Regions from separate parts of the Homo sapiens genome. Here all the other regions are linked to region 1. A link is a loop called in an ENCODE intact Hi-C map of the cell type or tissue named here. Cell type or tissue: Calu3. All regions are shown on one strand. Region 1 holds the start of LINC01831 (long intergenic non-protein coding RNA 1831). Region 2 overlaps LINC01965 (long intergenic non-protein coding RNA 1965). Region 3 has its middle 180 kb from the start of LINC01935. Region 4 overlaps MRPS9-AS2 (MRPS9 antisense RNA 2). Region 5 overlaps LINC01965 (long intergenic non-protein coding RNA 1965).

Region 1 (5,000 bases):
TGTTTGCCAGAGAACAACTCAGGGGGCATTTTCTTGCAAGCATTTTGGCTGAGAACGATAACCATTGTGCCACTTAATATTTCAGCAATCTCTAGAGAAATCGGGGAATAGCAGTTACTTATTTATCTCACGTATTGCTCCTTGCTACCTCCCCACCACCACCGGCACGACCTCTGAAGGCACACATTAATTTCACCTCAGTATTTCCATAGCATCAATGAATAAAAACTGACTACATTTTCAACAAACGCACATGTCCTGATAAATGAGGGTCCTGACTTAATTGCTCTGTAAATTAAGAGCTCACCGTAGTGACAATAGAGAAGAGTTTTAATATTTAAAAACTCATTAAATTTGTGTACTTTGTGAATAATTAAAGTCGCAGGACCACTTTAAGGGGCTAATGTAAGTTTCATTCTTAAATGTATATCACGGATGAGGATAATTCATCTACCAAAAAAAAGCCAATTTTTTAAATTGCTAAATTTGGTTACTTTTTTTTGTCCTAATTGGTTACTTTTGGTCCTAATTTGTCTGTGGCTTTTTCCTCATCCTTTTTTTTTTTTTTCCAAATGACAATGACTGAATTAAAATGTTGTGGTCTGCGGGTTTAAAAGTCAGTTATCTGTTTATACAAAAAAAAACGATCTGTTTATACAAAAAAGAACCAGGCAAAACACACCTGGTTGGCTTCACCTTTTTTCTTATACATGAACTAAACTTTTTCATTTGCATTTGATTGTTTTCATTTGAAGTGTGCTCTAATTTGAACTATTCCCCCCCCCAAAAAAAAGTTCTGTTGTTTTTGTTTATGACTTACAGCTGTGTAAAGATCTAAATGTGTAAGTATGTGTGACGATGACAAGATTTGAAAAGATTTGTGCAAACCACAAATCCTGGTGATTACAAAAGGGAGGCTCTCTTGAAAGAGTTCACGTCAAAACCCCTGAATAACCACTAAACATAGAGAGCAGAGATTCTTTCTCCTTTATATCAAAACTTTGTCTTTAAAAGTGATGACTGCTCTAAGAATGATCTATGATTTTCCAGCCTGGTGTTCACAGTTGGGAAAGGGTCTAGTTCTGGGTCAACGAGGCTTCTGTGTCATCTTTGTATTTTTCACATCTCTTACTCCTCCTGTCCACATGTCAATGTTAGTATTGTCATCGATATTTAGTCAATAATTAAGCTGACACTCTTGGTCTGCTCAGTTTTCGGAGATCACTGGACATTTTGAAGTGTGAGCTCTCTGTGGAAGGCAAGCATACGGAACTCCGTCTGGTATTTCTTCCTGGAAACGTACGTACCATTTTTGAAAGAATCACTTTCTTGTGAACTCGATACTTCTGAAAATAAAAATGAAAAAAAAAAAAGCTGGGGCTGGGCCTTGGGGGTTCACTTTAATTAAATTGGAACATTGATCTGTCTTCAAGCAACCCTTAGCAGGGAAAAGAGGTGTCTACCGAAAAAGGAGACAATATTCATAAATCGTTGTTTTATTACAAGTTGGAAGAAGTGAAGTGGATTTCCTAGGATGTGGGTAGGGGCACACCTATTATTCTTAAAGGAGTATGATTCCAGTTCTTGTCTTTAAAAGAAATAGATGAATGCGGTAGCAATCCAAAGTCTGTGCTCCTGTGCCCTTCTAATAGAAGAAATCACAAAAATGTAGAGAAAAGTAGGTAAGAAATGCACATGCAGGATAAAAATGTAAAAGGTAAACTATTTTTTTATGCTATCAATTCATTATCACAACTGCTGAATGTTCCTCTGTCTTAGACTAGGGGCTATCTTTCCAGAGTTCTCAACTGTAAGAAAACTATTATATTAAAATGCTCTCACAATGAATCCCATGGGATTGGGGAAAGCTATGTTGCAAATGGGATTTTGCACTGTGTGAATTGCCAATCCCAAAAGATTGTGAGATCCTGTGGCTAGGCACAGGTTCTACAATATGTGCATTTGTGAAAAGGGAATGTCATCACTACATATTATTTTTACCTTTGGCAAGAATTTTATAAAATTTCAGAGCTTATCACACTCAAAAATACTTCTATAAGGGTGGCAAAATCTACATGAAATCGCTCTGGATGCCATACTATCATGCATTTATTAATTTGTTCTCATATTGTTTTTGCTTTATTTGACCTGGAAAATAAATGAAAACTGTAAGTTGCTAGTCCTATAAAATCATCCACCTGTTGAAAGCATAGCATAGCAAATACCACCATGGACATCAGGGAGGAAAAGGTAAGGAAAAGGAGTGAAACTTAGGAGAACGGATGCCAGAAAAAAAAAATGCAAGGAAGAAAATAATGGGAGATGGAAGTCTCCTTTCTCTTTTTAGCTTCTATTTTGGATATGAGCAGATGAGAAAGGAAAAGAAATTGATATGGAGAGAAACACATGGTGGAGAGTAACACAAGACCATAATACACAGAGCCACTTGCCCCAATAAAAATGTCATGTCACATGCTAAAGGACAGAGGAAGCACAGAATTGCCCATATTAAGTTTTTACTTTGTTACAAAGCATTCACTAAAAGAAAATTGGTTAAATCTGACCACATCACTGTTTGTCTTTTTCAGAAACCTACTCTCAGAAAACCCATTGAAGTCCCTGTTTTACAACTAACATAATGGGCGTGTGGAAATGCCTCTCCATCCACCAGGGGGCAGAAACGAACCCTTTGATTGGCCAGAGATCTTTGGACTTCAACTTTGATTTGGAATAGTTGTAATTTGCATAGCCTTTTCACTCTCAGACATCACTCTTTCTGTCACTAGGAACATAACCATATAGACTTTTCAAAGAAACCTCTTAATTCTGTGTGAAACTCTAAACTTCACTCTACCAATAAACTTCCCCACATTCACACTAGAGAGATGTGATGGGAATGCTGGGTCTTACATATGGTGGTCTTCATATTTTCGTGGATTTGTCTTTTGAGGCATGGAGTGCCTGACCTTTGCGTATGCAAGATTCGCTAGCATGTAAACTCTGTCACTGTCTCCCAAGAACACAGAAACAGGGCTATTAATAATTTTAATGCTTACTGTTTTGTGTAGCTTTTTTTGCAGAAACTGTCTATTAAAAAGTCAAATTTGGTGGTGCTTTTCTTGTGTTTTTGGTGGGGAGGCGGACCGCTTCCTGGAAGGAAGGGATGTGTGTAATGTATATAAAGTCACCTTGTGCTATTCTCATTCAGTTTAGCACCGTGCTGCTCAGTGATCATGGCCTTCATCAATGCAAGCATCAAAGTAAGGGTGGCCATTTCAGGAGAACTAAATGTTAGAAATAATTAAAATAACTACAACTGACATATACTCAAGGGAGCCATAAAATGTAGCCTTCTCTGATGTCCAATATGTAGCTGAACTGAAATACAATCCTTTAGCATCTGAACAAGTAAAAAAAAAAATCTGGCTCAGGAATTGTCATTGGAGTTGGTTTCTCACCACATTTCTGAATAGTTTACATCTGTTGACCAGCCCTAAGTCCTACTTAACATATGCAATCTGATGAGAGATCACAGTCTGAATTAATTGATGTAAAATAGATTGAGTTTAATTAGCACATCTTTACTATACTGTGTTGAAGATGTGGCATTTAAATAAAACTAGAACAATATCCAGTAGCACAAACATTATCGTATACAGAGATTTTAAAGGAAATCATAATAAGAAACATGAAGCCTATTGAACTCCATTAAAAAGCCAAACCACAGGGAGGTAGCCAGTCAGAAAGTACAGCCCTTGAATTTATTTTAAAAACCTACCAGTACAGCCATGCTTCTATTGCTGAATCACATCTGCCATCACTGATCTTGCCAGAAGATATAATGTAATAAAACAAACCCAGGTGATTTCAGAACCATCCATTTTTCTTTTTCTTTAAAAGTATGGGAAACAAACTCTTGGGCATGTTGGTAGTATTTTCTGGTGGTGATGAGCTCCTCTTGTCCCAAGCTCAGGCTCCCTGGTAATGGAACCCACTGTACATGCATTCGAATTTCCTCTGTGGTTCACTCTCTGTCCTTTGGAGGCTGTTGTGACAGGGCTGCTCCTTAGTGACTTCCTGGGATAGGCATGACATCAATTAGACACACACCCCACGTACTTTAACACTAACCATGACACTAAAGTGGTAAAATCCATAATAAGTAAATCCAACAACATATACATAAGCAAGATGGCAAATAGCTCAATCTTTCCTAAAATTATACATCCTTGTACTCAAGAAAACATTTGCTTCATTCAGGATTTTCCTGTGGTGATCCATCTCACTTCTATTTCTTCAGTGTTCTAACTTCATGAGTAATTTCTTTTTTTCCTTACTCTTAAAGCTATCCAACCTTGAGTTTGATTATTAGTACTTTTGTTTTTCTTTCCAAATAACAAAGAGAAAGTTCCAAGAGTTCTTGTTTGTAGGTGAAAATGATACTACTGGTTGGGCTTCGGTAGGTCATTTGCTTTGAGTTGTTTTCTAGATACAGGCTTATACTAATCTTTTTATTTTTCTCTTACCTAGCCCTGCCTATCCTCCCATCAACGATTCTTTTTTCCAACAATACTAAGTACTAGGTTGTCATTAGGTTTTAGAACAGACTGAAACAAACAGGCAGATTTTGATATGGGTATTCATGACCTGGGCTCCAACAGCCTAGTTCTCTATTCAAGGATCAAGCCAACCATCTGATGCCATACACATCTAATACTTTCTCAAAATATCACACTTTTATTTGGATCTCCATTAGATCCAAATAAATGATAAAATATCATATTTCAAAAAGCTATCTATATCATCAAAAATTCATCCTTGAAATTTTTAAAGGAAGTTTTTCTCTCTGGAAGAAAAAACGGAGCATGTCAAACCAATTATACATACAGCTGTCTAATTGCTTGCACATTTGAGGCCAGTAGGAACCAACTGTCACTGCAAGAGATAGACGTAAATCTGGCCCTTGGTGCCTGGAGGACTGACCTGTTCAGATCTGTGGT
Region 2 (5,000 bases), 450 kb after region 1:
TCTAGTTTATTTTGCATTAGAGGAACTTCTCATTTAATTTACCAGTCCATAATAGGTAACTTTTTCAATATGGAGCTAAAGGTCACTATTATATGTAAGGAAAATTAAGCCGATGTTCTTGGTTGCCTTACAGTTCTCCTAGTTCAACTACTCCAATAAATGAACATGTACAACAAGCCGAAGGGCTTTTTATTACAAATTTAATTCATTTCTCTAGACAACTGTGAAATTTGCCATTGACATTAGTCATTACCCCAAGGCGAACTAAAAGATGATCTCAGTTAATAAATGATCCTTAACAAGGAACGCTCCTATCTCCTGTGATATTGGCACAGGCACATTTTATTAATGCAGGGCTTGCTTCCTGCCAGAACACCAGCATTCACGACTATTTGGTGTGCTTGTTTCCTCTTCCTGCTCCTGATATTAATAATTATGCAACGGGATAATTAGCAACACAAAGAGACAGTACTATGAGCTTGAAGCTAGATTTTCAGCACGTTAACCTTCTGGGAAATAAGAACAGAAGCAAAGAGTCTAGCCAAATAACCAATGCAGGTTGATTTCACAGTGTGTAAAAGGCTAATTATCTGTGAAAAGTCTGACCTCAAGTAACAAAATTACAGAAATGTGCAGGCATTTTATTTTAAATAAAACTCAGAGACACTGCTTCCGATTCTAAAGAAATCTGATTAGCAAATGTATGAAAGAAGAGATTTGAAACTTCAACAAAAATAAGCTCTGAAGGAAATTGATAATATCTGGAAATAAATGTTAACGATCAACTCAGACACCTGAGAATGTACAGTAAAAAATAAACTTTTACTTTCTTTCCCTATCCCCAACACACACACACATTACAATGAAGAAAAAAAAAAAGGAAAAAAAAAGATAAAACAACACGCACACACTCAGTGTGTGACAGAAGTAGGTTAAGTGTATTTTGTTTACTGGAGACAGGCTACAATAAAAAGCAGAAAATATTACTACTTCTTTACAGATACCATATGTAATTCATTCTGATATAGGAATATTTATCCACTAGCAGTAATAACAAACCACAATTTTTGCCATGAAAAAAATAAATTGTATTTGCAAAAAGCAAACACATTACAGAGTGTGTAAAAATGCAATATTCCCATTTTCTAGTCAGAGTTCCAATTTATTGAAGTAACAGAGCAGAAAATGCACTGACAGCTGTTACATTTTATTGCGAATTAGTATATACATTTTATATCCAGTGAGCAAATGCATGATACATTGTATTCCAGTAATTGCCACTGGCTTTCCAAATGGAAACTGAATGATCTTAGTGCAATTACACTCAGGAGAGTACATAGAACAACCTCTAGTTCTACATTATAGTGCTTTAACAATACTAATATTAAGTATATTTTATTTTTTTAAATGAAAGATTAAAAAGGTCAAGTTGGATTTTAAAAATCAACAAAAATAATGCTCACATGGTATATATGCTACCTCATAAATCCTGGATGACTATTTTTTATTTAAGTTACCCGCATTAGGATATTGTACTTTGGAATGATCAGGAAGGTTAAATAAAGTTTCTCTCCTCTGCCCCCTCTCTCTTTGTTTACTATATCAATATTTTACTATCTGTGATGTCTCTTTCTCTATTCCCCTTTTAGCAATGGAGTGAAGGGATTTAAAGTGATGGGAAGAGGGGGCAGGTGTTAGAATACTTTAGAAAATGAGCTATACGCTGAGTTTCCACTTTACCCTGAACAGCCAAATCATCTTTGATTCCCTCCCTCATCCTTCCCCTATAGCTACTTTTCCTAACTTGTATGTGCATTAGCTATAGGCCTAAGGAGAGAGCCATTTATTTTCATAAGGGTTAACTCTGATTTCATAGATCATCTTGCTAATGCTTAAGACTACGGGTTAACAGGTAACCACATTCTAGCATTCTAACTACCTTCCCAGTCATTTCAAATTTATTAGAAGCAAATTTCTTGCATACTTTAAGAAGCCTATTTTTTTTTCCATTTTTGGGGACCTTTATAATATACTTAAACCCTTTTGCTTGGCATCTCGTCCTCTGACAGCTTCCCCACCATCAGTTTCTGTGGTGAGGCCTTCAATAAATCCGGCTGTCTCCTCCCCTCTAGTGGTTACCAGCCCGCCTTGCAGCACAGGGAATGCCGAGATCTTCAGAGGACCCACAGAGGGACATTTGTGTAATTCTTTTGGCTTAGAGAGAAAAGGGGGAAAAAAAATAAGCCAACCCAGTCATCATTGCAGAAAATAAAATTTATCAAGCATTTAAAACAATATGCTAGCGACGGCTACATCTTAATCAACACCAACCTGCTGACATAGAATTGCAATTTGAGCTAGTTATTAATGATTGAATTAACAGCATGTCACAACTTGTATCTGGTTTAATAAAAGAAACCAACTAATGCAACAAAATCATAAACAACATGTAGTAGGGCATTCCCCCCGCCTCCTCTGGCCGCCGCTACCAGGATGGAATTGAAAGTCCATGTAGCTAGAATAAGGAAGATGAGGGGCCACTCCATTTGCACCTTGAAGGGCTGTCCCAAAATAATCCTGGACTTCCTTCCATAGGACTCAGTGCATGGTCAGCACAGTGGCCCGTCTATAGGAATACCAGCAAAAACAGCAGCAGCCACGGCAACAACAGCGCCGACAACACTAATGACGTCTCACCCAGATGTCAGAAACAATGGTGTCACAAATAAACCTAGTTGTGAAGCCCTTTGCCACACCACTGCACCTTAAAAATACATCAGCTTACCCTCATCCCCTTACAACAGCTTCTAACCCCAAATAACCCCAAATGTGTTCAGGAACTTATCTGAAAGAAACTGTATTGAGCATAATACTGAAATCAAAAGCATATGCCTTCTTGTTTTTCTATAAAAATATTAATACTATGGGTTTGAGTTTTAAATGGTTAAAATATAAGTTAAAGAATTTTGCTACATCCAATGTAACATACAAATAAACTTTGCTATTGAGAAGTGCATTGATCTAGTTTATAATCAAAGAAATATTAAGGTTCAATTCTGGATATAAATCATGGCTAAATGTACTGAAGTTTCTTAATGTATTATGAGGAATGACTAATGTGGACCAAGTCTTACCTATAATTGTTAGGATTTACCATTCCACACTATTCATTGAATTCTTTGGTAAAGGGAAGATGTAAATGCACGTATGACTTACCTATTCTGAACAGCTTAGTTTCTCTCTTTTTAAAGGACAGGCTTTTTTGAGAATTAGTTTAAGTTAATGTTTAAGGAAATGAAGAGAAACTCACTCTTACCCACATGGGTATCATTCTTATCATTGTTGTTTAAAATGTATAGAGTGATTTTTCTTAAAGAATATTTAAAAGTTTTTAAATTAAAAAATGGTATTGGTGTTGATTACCAATAAATTGATAGAATCAAGTGTTTTTTCAACAATATGCAAATATACAAATAAGGTAAAATTTTTTGTCTCCAAGTTAATCAGAATCCTAATACTAAATCTTCAATTGTCTATATGCAGCTAACTAGGGGAAAATCAAGTACACTTATCTTCTGTTTCACTGAAAGGGGTCCTGCAGGGGCTGATCTGATCTCAGTAGAGACTGAAATAAGGTAGTTCCTTGGGGATTGCATTAGATCTGAGTGAATGTGTGGAGTTGAAGCTTGGGGGAAATAAAATAAATCAGATATGGAAAGATGTACATGATCTGTCACAATAGACTTTTTCTTCTTTTTATGTAAAATCAATGAGAAATCTGAGTGATGATAATTTCCTTTCTAACACATGCAGTAGAATAGTCATTTTGCCTTATTTTATTCTGGTTTGGTGGGTTTTTATTACCTCAACCCAATGGCTCATACAATCCTGGAATAAAGATGAGGAAACAGTGGCTCAGGGAACTGGGTGATCTGCCTAAAGCTCAGAATCCAGACTATACTCTATTGTTCTTTTCTGATACAAGAAGAATTTTGTATTTCTGTAAGGCATTATATATGACAGTTATTTCAGTGGATTTTTCATTGTAGGATTTCTTTAACATCCAATATGCCTTCTCATAGTAGTAGACTATTAGTAATTGATGTACAAACAAGAAACAAACGGATTTTAATATTTTCTTTAGCAAAACAAAATAGGATTTTCTAAAATTTTGAAACAATTATCCTAAATTTCAAACAAGAAAAAGTAATTTGTATTATGTACAGATTCAGGTAAACTACATTATTTCTTTCTATTATCATTTATCAACAGAAGCTGATTGTAAATACCACTATATTGGATTCATTTTTAAGGGTAAAATATTTTAATTAACTCATTCTTCCTCACTTTCTCCATCTGCGCAATAAAATTGCACTGTGAAATTTTTCTATCACTTTTTTAAATAATATCAGAGAGGAAATGTTCCAGGTATCATAAAAGCATACATTTGGGAAAATTAATGAATTAGCTAGATCATCTCTTGTCACACCTTAATTCAAAGTTGTCTAACCCAAAGCAATATAGAGAGTGGCCACTTTATCCTTTTTGGTAGTAGATTGAGCCTTTTCAGAAGTAAACAATAGGTCCTCAACTTTAGCTTGAGAGTTTATCAGGAAACATGATTAAATGTGTTATGCACTTTGGTATCCCACTTTTGTCTCAAATTTATTTGTTCAACTAATACTTATTTAGTGTCAGGTAATGGCACTTGTAACTGGAGATGTACCGATGAACAACAAAGTCATTGTTCACGTGGAGGTTACAATTTAGAGGGGAAGATATATGTGAATGAAATAATTATACAACCAGAAATAGAATTGCGCTTTTAAAAGTGTTACACTGGGCCAAATAGAATCAGGCTACGAGATCTTATAAAGGCGAATAGGTTGACACCTGGTGTCAGACTCAGTGAAGGATAATGGAATGAAGTAATGGGATCCTGAAGGTGAGAAAGAATGTAGGGAAGGATGTGTTTATTACATTTGAGTGGCAAGGAAGTT
Region 3 (5,000 bases), 1.3 Mb after region 1:
AAGCAAATACGAACTCGTATTTGACAGCAAAACGTGTAAGATCCTTGATGTTGCCGTCCGATTACCTAGGTATGAATTGTAGCCTCGCTACTCATTAGCTGTGTCTTCTTTGGCACCTTCCATCACCTCTATGTTACTCAATTTCTTCTGCAAAATGAGAACAATAATTGTACCCATCTCATTGGGCTTTTGTAGGATTAAATCAGTATAGTCTCTAGCACATATTAAGCACACACACAAGTTGTATCTTATTAATAAAGGTAAGTTTTATTTTTTCCTGTGGATAAAAGATTTCACATTTCTACCAGACACTCTAAGGCTCCTTTTGCTAAAGAGAGAATAGCCATTTTACAGATAATATTTGTAGCATGCTGATGTTGGTGTTCCTAAAATGCATGAACCCTGTGATTAGCCTATGAGACTCCTGTAGGTCTAGAACAGGGCTGGTCAGCCCTGCATCCTCCTCAACCTTCGTGCAATGCTCTGCTCATAACGTGCCTGCATTTAATGTCTATTCAAGGAAGGATGTGCTCCACACCTAGTCCCCTTCCCCTAGAATCAGAAAATATCTAATAAATGTGACATCTACTGACATAAAATATGATTTTTTAAAAAGTCTATCATTGAAATTAAAAAATGGGGCTTCCCTTTACATAGTGCTCGTTGTGAACAAATTATCTGATTTTGTATGGTCCTAATTGTGGGTGTGTACATAAAAGAAACAAATTGAAGGTTACCTTAATACTACCTTATTATAGACACAAATTAATGGCAAAATGGAAAGCAATATTTTAGATATAAATTTTGGTTTTTAAATGTTTAATTGTTTGTTCCTTCTTTTTTTAAACTGGTAAATATGGGGCACTAAAAATGACTTCTGCCTTTCTTCATAGATTAATCTGCACAGTAATAAAAATTTTAGCATTTTGAAATTTTAAGGAGAAAATATTTAATAAGAATTTTAATGTATTTTGGCCATGATGGCTTTATTATCAAAATTCACCATTTTTCAAGTTTGATACTCATTTTGGAAGAGATTTTGACTTGCGTAATTGCAATGAAGCAATGACTATATTGCTGTTTGAACTTTCCCAGACATAAATGGAGAGTCCCTTTTCTTCATGAGAAAATTGGGTCTTTAAATGGGATCCTGGCAGGTGGAATAGCCCCTCTGAAGAGTAGGGTTACATGGGCAACTTAGATGAAATCTATGAGGTATTCTTTCTATGAAAGAGACCAAGAGAATGGGGGGGGAGAGAAAATGTGACTGAATGATTAAATGAACTTCAGAAGCATTTTCATCTGGGAGACAAAGTGTGAAAGGAGGAATAATAAATGACTCTCTGCCTTTCTAGAAAACGGTTGGTATCCATTGTCTATTCTGGAAGCCATCTGATAGCCCATGCCATCCACCAATGGGTATAGAAAAGTTTACATAAAAGAAAAGGGGTCAACTCAGTAGAGAGAAGAGGCTTAGCCAAAACAAACTGAAATGCTTCATTTCACTAAGGTTTGATTAATACGATATTAGACACCTAAGACCGCTGAGACAAGAGCTAACTAGCCTTTAGCAAACTGCGCTGTGAATCATACTTCACACATCAAGATGTGAGGTAATGAGATTCTCAAAAAGTACTACATTTAGAAACAACCCCTTAAACTCGAACACACAATTCCCAACTCCTGCCAGTTCCTGGCACACTTCCATGGGTGAAGTTGGAAAGGAAGCTCTGTGCTGTTTTTTTTAGGGGTGGTTTTTGTTTGTTTGTTCCTGACCACTGATAGCATGAGCTAGCAGCTGGTGTGAGAATAAAGGAAAATATGTGTGTATTGGCAGCAGACAATTTATAACATGGCGTGATTATTCTCTCAGAGTCTTAAACATCAGAGCTTATGGCTTAAAAAATAATAATTCTAATTCACAAGGACAACTTTACAACTGCACACTGAAGGATTTTTGCTGCTGTTGTGTGATGTAGGATTTTTTAAAATCTAAGGGGATGGACCCTTAAAGATTAGTGTGAATTTGTGACCAACATGGTTCGTAATTGATCAATCTTGAACATTTAAAATTTTCCTTAAGGATTTTTCAGCCATCACAGGCCATTTTTAGCCAGGGAGTCAGCTCTGTGTAAACCTACATCTCCACCTAGTGGTGGCAGGGAACAGCTAATTACTTTCTACTACAAGGAAACTGAGATTTAGTCACCCTTGGCAGGCAGCATGAAAGTCCTTGGTCGCTGTGCAGTTGAAGTACAATATTTAAAGATAACATTTTAATCTCAGAATATTCTTAAATCCTTTCCATTGCCCTCCATATTTTCCTTCTCCTCAATCCTGAAAGCTGACATTATTAGATTGCAAAATAGCTGAAAAATATTCCTCCCACTCTATTTTTCATTCTTGCACTGTGCTCAAAGACTTTGACCAAAAACTCATTTGGGTAGCAACGGATCATCTTTGAGGATCCCCCCACCCCGCTCTGCTTCTTATCCTTTGCCAGCTCACTTTTGGCAGGTGTCTCCACAGCAAGGAAGACCAAACAGAAGTTTCCGTATAGAGGTCTCAAGGCTCATTTTCAGTCAGCTAGAAAAACTACTTATAATGCTCCTGCAACCCGCAGGTTAATGAAGGGGCCACCTCTGCGCTCCACATCCCAGGTCGTCCCAAACAGAGAAGGCACATCAAGACTCATTCTCACGCAGCAGAGATTCTTAGCTCTTGGCACCCGGCTTTCCCATTAAGCCCTGACCCCTGTGCTAAAAAACAACCAGTTAAACCACACTAATATATCTAAGGCTTATATGATTTGAATAATCAATAAACAATTAAGACTGTTTTGCTCCTTTAATACCAAAAGGACATTTGAATTCGGTCACAGCTAAAAGGAAATAGTTTGTTTTGCTTTTAATTTGATTTGCAAGATTACAGAGCATCTGCTCCTCAGAGATGTCATTTCAGCCAATTATATAGATTGTCTTCTAGTCGCTTTCTCGCCACTGGATTCCGCATTGGTATCATACACACCAGTGAAATGGAGGAGCCAGGCTTTTTGGCTGGAATATGTCTGGAAAAATTAAAGCTAACTAAAAGAGTCATTGCTTGCTAATCCCTGTAATTAAGCACTACTTGTAGGAGGGTACATTACACTGATTGAGGCTGTTGCCACTGTATTGGTCCTAAAAATGTTTAATAACCCTACCCTGTAATGTTGAATTTTTCACACCGGTTAATTAACAGGCACTAACTTATATAGAAGGCAGAAAAAAAGTATAAATTGTCAGTTTGCTTCTACTCTAGCCTATCTTTTCTCTAAACCTAGTGTTCTGGAATGTGGTTGCTTAAATTGCAGGAAAGCTCCATATGTTAAAAAGTGGAGAAAGAAAGGTTAGAACAAGGGGATTCTTAGAGCATTTTAAATTTTCTCCATGTTTAGGGCAAAAGGTACACAATTCTTTAGCTCAGACGTTTAAATTCATCTGCTGTCATCATCTGCGTTGCCATTAGCACAGATCAATAGCACAGTGACTTTTTCTTATAACTCTCCACTTGTTTCTCAAAATACTGCACTGACCGTAGGTAGGAGAAACTTTGCTTGGTTTGACTGTTAACGAATTCTCAATATGATGTTCTTTAAGTAAAAGAGAACTGTAGTTTACCATCTTTTGGCCTGATTTTTATAAAATTACTTTGAAATAATCAACACAACCTCACTCCTTGAGCATCCTTTGACTTTTCCCAGGCTCAGACATCAGTGATAGTGACCTGAACAGGAAGCATTCCAACTGAGGACATTTCAACCTTCCACAAAAGGACCAGTTCAGAATGAAGCACCAAAGAATCAGACAGATTCTCAAGACTCTGTCACACTGAAAGAGATTGGTTTTAGGTAGAGTGGGCAAGAAAAATTCTTTTGTGTGTATGGGGGCTACAGCTGACCATAGGCTTCTTGGAGTCCAGTGGATGCTCTGAAGCACAGACAAGGCACAAAAGTCAGTCTCTCCTAGTTAAGCCTGTGAATTTGATGCCCTCCACTGAATGAGCCAGGATGATCTAGTGAAGTGGGACCATAGCAGAGTTTCCACTAGGGCTTACAGTAGAACATACACACGTACACACATACACACACCCAGGCACATACACATGCACACTGCCTTTTCAGTTCATCAGCCTAACTAACATTCAATGACTCCCTAAGTTAACCCAGTTGTATTTTAAAATCGTTAAGTAAGAGTTGTAAACGTCACTCCACGGGTAATTTATGAGCTTGGATGTGTGGGGTTGCTTTTGGTGTCTTACGACCACCTGCCTCTCTCCCCACACCTACTGATCTAAGGGGAGAGGATGTGAAAGTTTCCCTGCTATCAAATCAACCCATCTGCCAACACTGTTATTAGCAAGGAACATATGTGGGGCATTGCTAATAAGTTTTTAAACTCCAGATTAGGTCCATGGTAAAAAGTATTTCCGGTTTATTAATAGCTGACTATTCTGGCCCCTGAGATAATAGTTACACTGCCTCTTCTGCTGTCACAAGGTGTCACTGTTAGGCAGGGACCTAGTAGAGCCTGGTGGGTACTTGTGCATTGTGGGGTAGATGCCTGCCATGGCCCACATCCCCGCCGGTTCTGTGGCAATGGCTTATGCTGGGATCCAAGGGCAGAATTCTGTTGGTACCCACTGGATGCTCAGCTCCCCCAAGCCCAAGGCTATCATGAGTCAAGAGCAAAAGGGCTTCCAAGCTCAGGGCCCCCACTGAGGAGGTCTTGGGTTCATGTTATCAGCACTGAACTTTCTCTAAACATTTCAGGGAACATAAATTTCCCACTTTGAACTACACTTACCAGGGGGATGGATCCCTTCTCTGCAGAACCCCCATATATCAAGGGCTCTTACAAAAAGTTCAGGCTTCAGTGAGCCAAAAAGCTTCTACCTTCCCCTAAGGCAGGGAATCCAATCTTCTTCATTTATAGAACAAAGAAGAGATTATTCCCCTATAC
Region 4 (5,000 bases), 530 kb before region 1:
ATGTGTAGCAGGTGCTTAGTTTGATTCCCCGCTTACTCCTGAATTCTCAATCCACTCAGCACTGGTCTCCCTTTAGGGGTTCCACCTACTTTACTTGAAAGCTATTGACCTAAGATTGCCTGCGCAGATAATTTCCTGTACCCACTAACATGGATTAAATTTTATTGAGTGCAGAAACGACATTTAAAACTTCACTGTATCATTCACAGCACGTAGCCCAGAATGGAGTCCAAAAGTATTAATTCAATCATTGCCCCAACCAGTGGGCCAAGCTGAGCCGATAGGACCCTTCTCCAACCTCTCCTTGTCCCTCCCACATAGTCCTGACAAGCGGATTGAGGCTATTGTGTGGAGGATCACAACCTAGAGCAAACAACGCTGTCTCTGATGATGGAGATGATGATAGTACTAATAGCAACCCCAAGAACAACATTTACAAGTGCTTCCACCTATGGGCCACGTACTGTGTTTAAGTTACTTATGTGCATTACCTCATTTAATCCTTAAGAAATCCTCTGAGGTGTGTGCTAAATGAGTGTCATGATGCACCTTTTACACACAAGAAACCTGAGGCTTTGGGAGATTCAGAAATGTGGATCTGAGAGCCCAAGCCCTGAGTCAGCAGGAAAACCCGCATTTCTCCTGGTCCTGTAGTCTTGATCAGCTGTGCTGGTGCAGCCAGCACAGAGTGGAGGCTTTGAAACATACATCGTCTCACAAAGGACCATTGTTTCCAACACAGGGATCAGAATAGCGCTGCTCCTGTCTTCTGGGTTGTTGTAAACAGTCTGGGTAGACCAGGGTCTTATCTCCATCTCCAGCTTAGGAGGCAGGAGACAATTTGATAGAAGCTGCACTTCAATGACCACAGGCACACACAAAGAGTCTGCACAGGTTCACCCAAAGATCTATCTCCAAAAGCTGAGCTTTTCCTAGAACAGCCATAATATCTGGCTTTATTCCACATTTGTCTTTACCTTACTGCTTCTCCTAAAGAAAGCCCTATGACAAAAATTGGCAATAAAATTATTAACCATAATCATTTTTGTCTTAAACCAACTCATTTATGTTTAATGACCACTAAAGTAGGTGAGTTAAAAATAACCTCGTATTCTATTTCTCCTTCTAGGTGATTGGCGTCTCTTTCCATTCAAAATTAGAGAAAATACCAAAGCTCAGCAGTGATCTTCCTTCTAGAGGCTTGTTGGAACTCCAAACACATACCCCTGACAGATACAACAGGGATTAATGAGCCATGACCAGAAGTTTGATTTTTCTGTCGAGTGCTCCCATCCGTCTTTAATAAACAGAAGAACAACATAAACTCCATTGCCTGCTTTCCACTGCTGAAACTGAGCTGGCTGTTCCTGGTACCATGTGTGTTGAGCTGAGTTATGATTCTAAATGACTCGACAAACGCTTTTACAAGCCCCTTTGGTCTGCTACTCTGGTGACTGGCTTTGCTCTCCAAGTTCCATTTCTTTGCCTCTGTTTAACGTGGGCAGCTCAGTGCTTTGCCAGTGGAAACCATCAAATGTAATATCACATTTACAACTAAATGACTTCAATTTAGTGTCACTGGTACACTATCTGTGGTGTAAAACTGCCAAAATACCCACTATTTTCCCTTTAAGCCATGCTGTGTGCTTTTTTGCAGAAGGCTGTCTCCTGCGAGGACCAGAAGTTGAGCCAAGGCACATGGAACTTACAATAGCAGATGGTAAGAACCAGGTATGATCGCGGAGCAACGCCTGATGTCATGCTTCCTCTATTCTGCTGAAGCTGTATTTTGTGTCCGGAAAATATCTGTCCTTGACAAAAATAATTGCTCCATCCACGTTCACTGAAAAACTGTGTTGCTCAAAAAAAAAGAGGTTTATATTGCAAAAATTATTAAGAACAAGAGTGTATTTCTTTTCTCTTTTCTTTTCTTTTATCTTCTTGTTCTTGCAAAATAAACTAGGATTCATGTGGGACATTTATTTCTTTATTCCCTGAGATTGTTGCTGAAAAGACTGGCTGCCTTAAACCAAGCTGACCACAGGATGTCCCCAGTGTTCCATGAAAATTCCACTGAAAGGGCATTTACCTGGTAATGCAAAACTTGGTTCTTAAAGAAGAAAGGTCAGAGCACATAGATGTGGTCACATCTACAATTTCAAACAAAATCTGGTTTTGCAGAGGCAGCCTCAGTGTCATCAGGTAAAAATCAAAGCAGATCTGACTGGCGGTTGTCCTTGAAGAAAAGTGTGCCACCTACAAGTAAAGCCACTAAACTTAGCAGCCCAGAGCTGCTATTTAATTGCCCCTGAAGAGAAGTCACCCTGAGGTGGAGTTAATAACCAATACTAGACCTTTTTTTTCCTTTCACTTTAATTTTCTTTGAAAGCTTCATGCTCAAGCGACGTGGTGACCAATATCTAATGAAAATATGCTTCTCAAATACCTTCCTTGGGCTGACATATTTAGCAAATCCCAAAATGAGAGTCTGAAGAAGCCCAAAAGAGAAAATATTTGAAAGGATCATGAATATGCATCTAAACTTATTGAGTTAACACATTTTAAAATAGAAATTAGTTAAATATTTAACTCAATCTGCTCTGGCACAAGGGCAGGGGTGACATAGCCATGGTGCGAAAAAGCAGCTATGGACTAGCTATTTAACAGAAGATTCCCAGGGAAGGCAGTGGGAAAGGGCGAATCTGTCTGTCACTGAGCTCATGGAGGCACGGTGTGGAACTGCGTGTGTGAAACATTTCCTTCTGTCTTTTCATGGATTGATAGGTCACAGAGTTCAGTGCTAGGTCAAGTCACCCAAGGACCAAGGCAACTCGTCAGCCTCCTCTCTGGCCTGGATGATCCCAGGTTCAAGCAGATTTCTGTTGGTTTATGTTATCCAAGCTTCGTGAGTTGAGTCAACAAATGTATTACACTGATCAATTCCACTGGTGTTATAATAGCCCTCACCTCTGCTTGATTTTAACTTGTCTACAGACTGTGAGTGTCTATTCTGTACTGGGGAACAGTCACAGAGCATGCAGCTTCATCTCAGTGAAAGTATTCAAGGGTCTGGATAGAGCCTGTTTCCCCATTTGTTTTTCTTTTTAAATTAATTCCATTTTATGTATAATTGACATAATAAGTGAACATATTTATGGGATACAGTGTGATGTTTCAATGCATGTATATACATTGTATAAATGACTAAGTCAGGGTAATTACCATATTCATCACTTTAAACATTTATCATTTTTTTTTTGTAGCGATAACATTCAAAATGTTCTCTTCTAGCCATCTTGAAATACACAGAACATTGCTATCTGCTATAGTCACCATACTATGTAATAGAACACTGGAATTTATTCTTCCTTCCTAACTACAACTCTGTATCTATTGATCAACCTCTTTTGTTTCCCCTTACCCCTCCCCTCTCCAGGCTCTGATAACCACTATTCTACTCTCTATTTCTATTAAGGCATCTTTTTAAGATTCCACTTATGACTGAGATCGTGCAATATTTGTCTTTCTGTGCCTGGCTTATTTCACTTAATAATGTCCTCCAGGTTGATCCCTTTCATTTATATACCCATGTATACAAATCTGAACTTCTGTTATTTTAAAACTCTTGATGGAAGCCGTACTTCTACTGATGTGGAGGCTGTTATAAGCTGAATTGTATTTCACCAAATTCCCTTGTTGAAGTCCTAAACCCCAGTACTTCAGAATGTGATGATATTTGGGGATACAGTCTTTAACAAGCTAAGGTTAAAGCTTGTCATCCGGGTGGGCCCTAATCCAATGTGACTGTTGTCCTCATAAAAAGAGATTAGGGCACAGACATGCACAGAGGGAAGACCATGTGAGGACATAGGGAGAAGGTGGCATCTACAAGCCAAGGAGAGGGGCCTCAGAGGAAATCAACCCTGCCCACACCTTGATCTCTGACTCGGAGCCTCCAGAATTGTGAGGAAATAAATCTCTGTTGTTTAAGCCACTCAGCCTGTGGCACTTTGTCATGGCAGCCCTAGCAAATGCATATAGAGGCAAAAAATTTCAGTATGGTAATACTAGTTATGTATTATTAGTCACTAGCTCTTTGGTTAAACATAGCTCTCCTAGGCCAGGCGCGGTGGCTCACACCTGTAATCCCAACACTTTGGGAGGCTGAGGTGGGAGGATTACCTCAGGTCAGGAGTTCAAGACCATCTCTACTAAAAATACAAAAATTAGCCAGGTGTGGTGGTGCATGCCTGTAATCCCAGCTACTCAGGAGGCTGGGGCAGGAGAATTGCTTGAGCCTAGGAGACAGAGGTTGTAGTGAGCCACGATCATGCCACTGCACTCTAGCCTGGCCAACAGAGTGAGACTCTGTCTCAAAAAACAAAAACAAAAACAAAAACAAAACATAACAAAAAACATAGCTCTCCTAACTCAATAATAATGGCTGACATCAACTTACAACTTGGTAAATTCCGTGTATTCTACCAAGAGATTTACATATATTAATTCAGATAATCATCAAAGCAACCTTCTGACGTTGAAATCCCCATTTTTCAGATGAGAAAACTGAGGTGAGGACCCCTGTCCCATCAGCCTATAAGGCCCACACTTGACAACTAGCACAAAATATTTCAAACCATGAGGAGGGAGGATCACAAAAAGGTAGAAAAAAAAGTTGTGCCATTTTCTTCATATTCCTGTTTTATCTGCTAACTTCTGACACAGTATTTTTGCCTCTTGTGGGTAAATCTTGAATAGAATACACTTGCCCTACACATACGCTGATTACCCAAGAGTTAAGCTTGATTTCCACTCTTTCATCATGGGGCCACACCTTTTCCCTTTTTTAGGGCTCATGTATATCCATGGGTATATTCCAAATTATTTAATCTAATCTTCCAAATTACCTACTACCTACTAGCGCCAATTCCCCGTGGATTGTATGAAAAAGGCCAGGCTGGACAGGAGTGAGCAGGACACGGCGAGCATTGAGTGAGTGA
Region 5 (5,000 bases), 380 kb after region 1:
GGCTAAATGAAAATTAAAATGCTCTTTTTTCAGTTCAGGTTGGGTTCTACTACATAATGAGTTTGTTGCCAAATTTACAGAGACAATAAATAAAACAAACAAACACTTCTTTTGGAGTTTGGAATTCCAAGCACAGGACTCAGGATCCTATTAATACCTATGTCTAATTCAGAACTTTCTTTTTTATCCCTGTTCATGTTTTGACTTTTTTATCGCACCCTGTTTCTGGATTGTAGTACAATATACAGTGAGGTTTTTATTTTTTTAACCTTGTTTAGTCTTTGTCCTTTTCTTGTATCTCTTTTTTTTCCTTCATATTCTATATCGATGGTCATAAACAGTGGCTTAAATGCTTTTCTGTCTCAGTTAATGTAGGCAAATTATTCTATTGGGAAGATGAGTGAGTCATTATTTACAGATGCCCTAGAAATCAGCCTTTACACATAAAGTGAGGACTGTATACTGATAGATCCAGACATACTTCTGACCAGCAAAGTGTCAGATGCAGGAGGCAAGTTAGAAGCATCAACATCAGGATCAAAATCTGTCAAAAGTACTCAAAGATTAAATAACACCCAGATTTAACATGACTCAGGGATCATATAAGTACAGGAAGCCCCTACTTGTCCCATGTAATGGAAATTTAATTTTTTAAAAAAATAGGAATACTAAGGATCAGCCATGCCAATGTGTGACAATATGGTGCACAGATGGACATTTTAGGTGACACCAGAATTGAAATAAGGGCCTATTAAAAGGAAGAACACTAAATACTCCTTTAACAGTTAAGATTTTTTAAAGTTCTTGGTGAATTATTTAAATGTTTCTTGAAGAAGATTTAAATTTTTTGTTTTAAAATTGATTATAAAAATAGTCAACATTTAAAAATAAAGTATTCCTTTCTAAAATTCCCATCACATTAACACTCATTTGATTGCCACTGGTTTCTAAGGGAGATATTAGGCATTAGCCGACCTGTCGTATTCTCTATCTCCAGGCACATGGCAGGTTACAATCCTCTACTTCTTGGAAGTGGAATGTAGTAGTCATGCAACTAGTTTTGGCCAATGATATGTAATGTAAATGTCATAGGTGACTTCTGGATGAGACATTTGAAAGGCAAAGCATAGTTCCCTGTTCTCACTTCCACTGCCTCAGCAGATTTCTGTTTTGAAATGTCAATATCATCACATGGTAAGTCTCCATCAGTTTGGGTCCCTGAGTGACCTGATGGAGCAGAACACTTTTCTTCTTTCCTCTCTAACACCAATCCATGTTAGACCTCAAGCATGACTGAAAAATTAGCTTGTTGCTTCAAGCTATTGAGGTTTCTCAGATTATGAATTATGGGAGCATAATTCTGGCCATCTGGAATAATTCTGGCCATCTGGAATGATATGTTCTCTATTAAATGGCTGGTTATCTGTACATCATTCTGAATCTGGATTTTGTATAGCAACTTTCAAAGTCTTTTGAATTCATATTCTAAATGCCAGAGCTGAATAGATTGCTTTGCTCAGTTTGGTGAAAACATCATATATCCCCCTTAAATGGTCTAGTAAAGCACAGCTCAACATTTGTCCTATTATTTTAGGACTATGGGATATGGCCATACTTACATATTAATGTTCTATTCATAGAATCACAAATATTGAGGGTTTGTGGCATAAAACCCTCCAAGTTTTTCTGTCACATATAAGAAATTGGTTGTAGTGGTTAATGGAGAGTTGTAGTGATCTGTTCAATGTAAAGGGAGATTCTGGAAAGGCATGACAGGTGAAGTATTATAAAAGAAAATCAACTGTTCTGCACCAATTTAGAAGAAAGTATATTGATATTGTGGAGGAACAAAATCAGCATATCTGAAGTCCAAAAATAGCCCAAATCCCCACATTAAATTCTATGAATCTCAGTTTAATCTATATATGATAAAATATTCAGGAGCTTAAAGGAATTAAATATTTTAGTAAGAACTAGATATTTTAGCAAAAGTCTTTCACAGTCTCTTTTTTTTCTCTTACATGAACTTAACACTGGGTCCAAAACAGAAACGCCCAGTTGTCGGGGGGAGGTGGGCCCAGTGTCTTCTCAGCACACCTGTGAACTATAGGTCTTGTTTCTACAATAATCCTCAATCCTGGAACTTCATGGTCCCCAATCATTCTTTTTATTCATTAATCTTTTGAAATCACAGTCAGGTATTATACATTGGCTGGAGAGAGAAAAAAATGGAATATTGGAAACTAAAAATAGAACTACCATATGATCCAGCAATCCCATTTCAGAGTATATATCCAAAGGAATTGAAATTAGTATGTTGAAGAGATATCTGCACTCCCAAGTTCATTTCAGCACTATTCACAATAGCCAAGATAGGTAAGCAACCTATCTTGCTTTGTTCATCAGTGGATGAATAGATAGAGAAAACATGGTGTGTGTGCGTGTGCATATACACACACTCAAAATGGAGTACTATACAAACTTTAAAAAGAAGGAAATTCTGTCATTCATTACAGTGTGGATGGAACTGGAGGACGTTATGCTAAATGAAATAAGCCAGGCACAAAAAGACAAAGACCATATGATCTCACCTATATGTAGCATCTTAAAAAAGTCAATCTCATAGAAACAGAGAGTGGAAAGGTGATGGTTACTAGAGGCTGGGCGGGGGTGGGAAGGAAGGAAAAGGATAAGAAAAGGGTACAACATTTCAGTTAAATAGAAAGAATAAGTTTTAGTAATCTACTGCACTGCATGGTGACCATAATTAATAATGTATTGTATATTTCAAAATTGCTAGAACAGATTCTTAACATTTTCATCACAAAAATATAAGTTGGTGATAGATATGTTAATTACCTTGATCAACTCTTTCTACGATGTATGCATAGATCAAAACATCCCATTGTACCTCATAAATATACATAATGGTTTTATTTCAATTAAAAGTTGAAAATTACATAAAAAGAAAAAAGGGATATTGGCAAATACAATAAAGTTGCCTCGGGGCATCAGTGGTATGTGCTTGTGAACACACACGTGTGTGTAGCTGGATTCGCAGATTTTTTAATTGCTTTCAACTTAATTCAGTTTTTTCAAAATTTGACTCTTGCTTAACATGGTGATCTGAAATGAAATCCTTGAAAAATTGACTTTTGGGTCTCAATATGTGCAATGAGGCAACTAAAATGTGAAAGGGTATAGTTACACATGCTAACTGTTTTGAGTTACATTAGAAAAATTATCAATAGAAAAAGCTCAGTTTTTAAGTCCTGTAAGTTTAGTAATTACTTCATTATTACATCTTAAAAAAGAGAAATAAAATCCATGTAATTTGGGGAACGAAGGTTTATTTTAAAATGTCATTAAGAACATGCTATATTTTTCATTCCGAAAAATGGGTATAATAAGTTCTTCTTAAAAGACAGTTAATGATAGAATGAAATAAAATATGTGAAAGTGTTTTCCAATAAGAAATCAACTTAACAAATTTAAGATATGGTTTTAATTTTTTATTTTTCTTGGCAACAATTTTAATGTAATGCAATATATTTTTCTCATCAATCTGCATCTTTATGTAAGAAATCTACTTCTTCATATTAACTGCAGACACATTCACTGTACTTGTCAAAGTTGTAAATACCAGGAAAGCTAACTATTTTTTCTTTTTTTAAGAGAGGGAGTCTGACTATGTTGCCCAAGCTGGAGTATAGTGGTTATTCACACACACAATCATAATTCGCTGCAGCCTTGAACTTCTGGCCTCGATCATTCCTCCCACCTCAGCTTCTTGAGTTGCTAAAATTACAAGTGCATACCACCGCAGCACCCAGCAAGAGTTAACATTTATCCTGGCTAAATTGAAGTTTATCAAAATGTGGTTTGTAAATATAAAAATCATATTATTTACTCCAAATCCTAAACTTGATCATTTTCAAGGAAACGTAACTCTCTTTCAGTAACACACATTGCATCTAACTTATCCACATTTATTTGAGTCATTTGTATACAAATACAGAAACATAATTTCAATGATGCTTTTAACAAAAATATTGAAAAAATTAGAATCCTTCAGTTACTCATGTAGTTTTCTTTTATGAATTGCTGCATACAAGTAGTTAAGTGGGAAAACGCAGTTCTGTGAAATTTTAAAAATAAGACTGATGTTTTTTCGAAGCTTATGGGAATATTTATATGAATGCTATACTTTTGTATTATGTCAGTTGACTCACAGATCCACGTATATAAATTCAGCTACAGTTTGCATGTTGAAAAACATCACAAAGGTTTTCAATAACTAGAATTCATGTCTACAGTACTTAAAACCTGGACCTCTAAAGTACATTGGCAAATGTTTATCAAAATTCTGATAGCCAACACCATATCTAAGACACTAAACCTATCCCAAGTGCATTAGAAACCCTCCATTCTGCTCCTTGACAAGTCTCTCTTCCTTTGTTTGTTTGTTTATTTGCCTTCTATAGTTGCTTCTGTGAAGTTCATTTTGCTATTTCCTTAAATCTTACCTCCCCCTGCTGGTTGTGCAACATGGAGCGTGTCTAGGTAGAGTAAAAAGTAATTTGCAAAGGTTGGAGACCTTTCAGAAGGGCAACTCGTAAAAATACATACGCTCATATATATGTTTACAAATACATATACACATGTACACACAAAATGAAACTAGATTTTTTTATAAATTAGACTTAGTCTTAGATGAGAATTGTTAAGGCAATAATCTATAAACAAAATTTTATGTGAAAGAGTAATATCATAGTTATAACATGAAAGATACTCAAGATATATCCCACATTTATATATGCTAGAATAGTGAAGTGTATTTGAGTCAATAGTTTTCATTATGTTATCACGTACACAATTTGCACAATGGCTTATCTGGAACACTAAGAAGACATATACTCAGTCCTATATGTTGATGCAGATATTAGCTGGCCAAAACCATTGATTATCTAGTAATAAATTGAATTTTTATATGCAACCTT

The links. A loop is a pair of places that touch in the nucleus more often than their neighbours do. Peaks named below come from ENCODE experiments on the same cell type or tissue, not always from the same donor. Only the 100,000 strongest peaks of a DNase experiment are listed, where the experiment ranks them.
Region 2: a loop joins it to region 1, with 7 times the contacts of the local background. A loop is called at or near these places in 5 of 110 quality-filtered maps.
Region 3: it touches region 1 in a loop (25-fold over the local background); 7 of 110 quality-filtered maps call a loop at or near these places.
Region 4: it touches region 1 in a loop (3-fold over the local background); 2 of 110 quality-filtered maps call a loop at or near these places.
Region 5: a loop joins it to region 1, with 3 times the contacts of the local background. A loop is called at or near these places in 8 of 110 quality-filtered maps.

What each region holds. Positions count from the first base shown.
Region 1 is chr2:104,410,258-104,415,257 of GRCh38, reverse strand. LINC01831 (long intergenic non-protein coding RNA 1831) reads left to right here and starts at 1,227. Exons shown (of 2, transcript NR_135589.1): 1 at 1,227-1,299; 2 at 2,589-3,106. It overlaps LOC124908058 (a long non-coding RNA gene), which reads right to left. Exons shown (of 2, transcript XR_007088675.1): 2 at 3,546-4,077. RefSeq lists an enhancer at 1-368. In Calu3, no CTCF peak of the experiment used is centred here; a DNase peak (open chromatin) is centred at 2,657.
Region 2 is chr2:103,956,508-103,961,507 of GRCh38, reverse strand. All of the region lies in intron 1 of LINC01965 (long intergenic non-protein coding RNA 1965), which reads right to left. Among named protein-coding and RNA genes, the nearest start is that of LINC01965, 85 kb to the right of the region's middle. In Calu3, a CTCF peak has its summit at 2,128 (motif pointing left); a DNase peak (open chromatin) is centred at 2,127.
Region 3 is chr2:103,158,778-103,163,777 of GRCh38, reverse strand. No RefSeq gene overlaps it. Among named protein-coding and RNA genes, the nearest start is that of LINC01935, 180 kb to the right of the region's middle. In Calu3, a CTCF peak has its summit at 2,155 (motif pointing left); a DNase peak (open chromatin) is centred at 2,147.
Region 4 is chr2:104,941,735-104,946,734 of GRCh38, reverse strand. MRPS9-AS2 (MRPS9 antisense RNA 2) reads left to right here. Exons shown (of 3, transcript NR_110603.1): 2 at 1,658-1,731. Among named protein-coding and RNA genes, the nearest start is that of DALIR, 37 kb to the right of the region's middle. In Calu3, a CTCF peak has its summit at 2,035; a DNase peak (open chromatin) is centred at 2,064.
Region 5 is chr2:104,033,099-104,038,098 of GRCh38, reverse strand. The region is part of intron 1 of LINC01965 (long intergenic non-protein coding RNA 1965); the gene reads right to left. Among named protein-coding and RNA genes, the nearest start is that of LINC01965, 160 kb to the right of the region's middle. In Calu3, no CTCF peak of the experiment used is centred here; no DNase peak of the experiment used is centred here.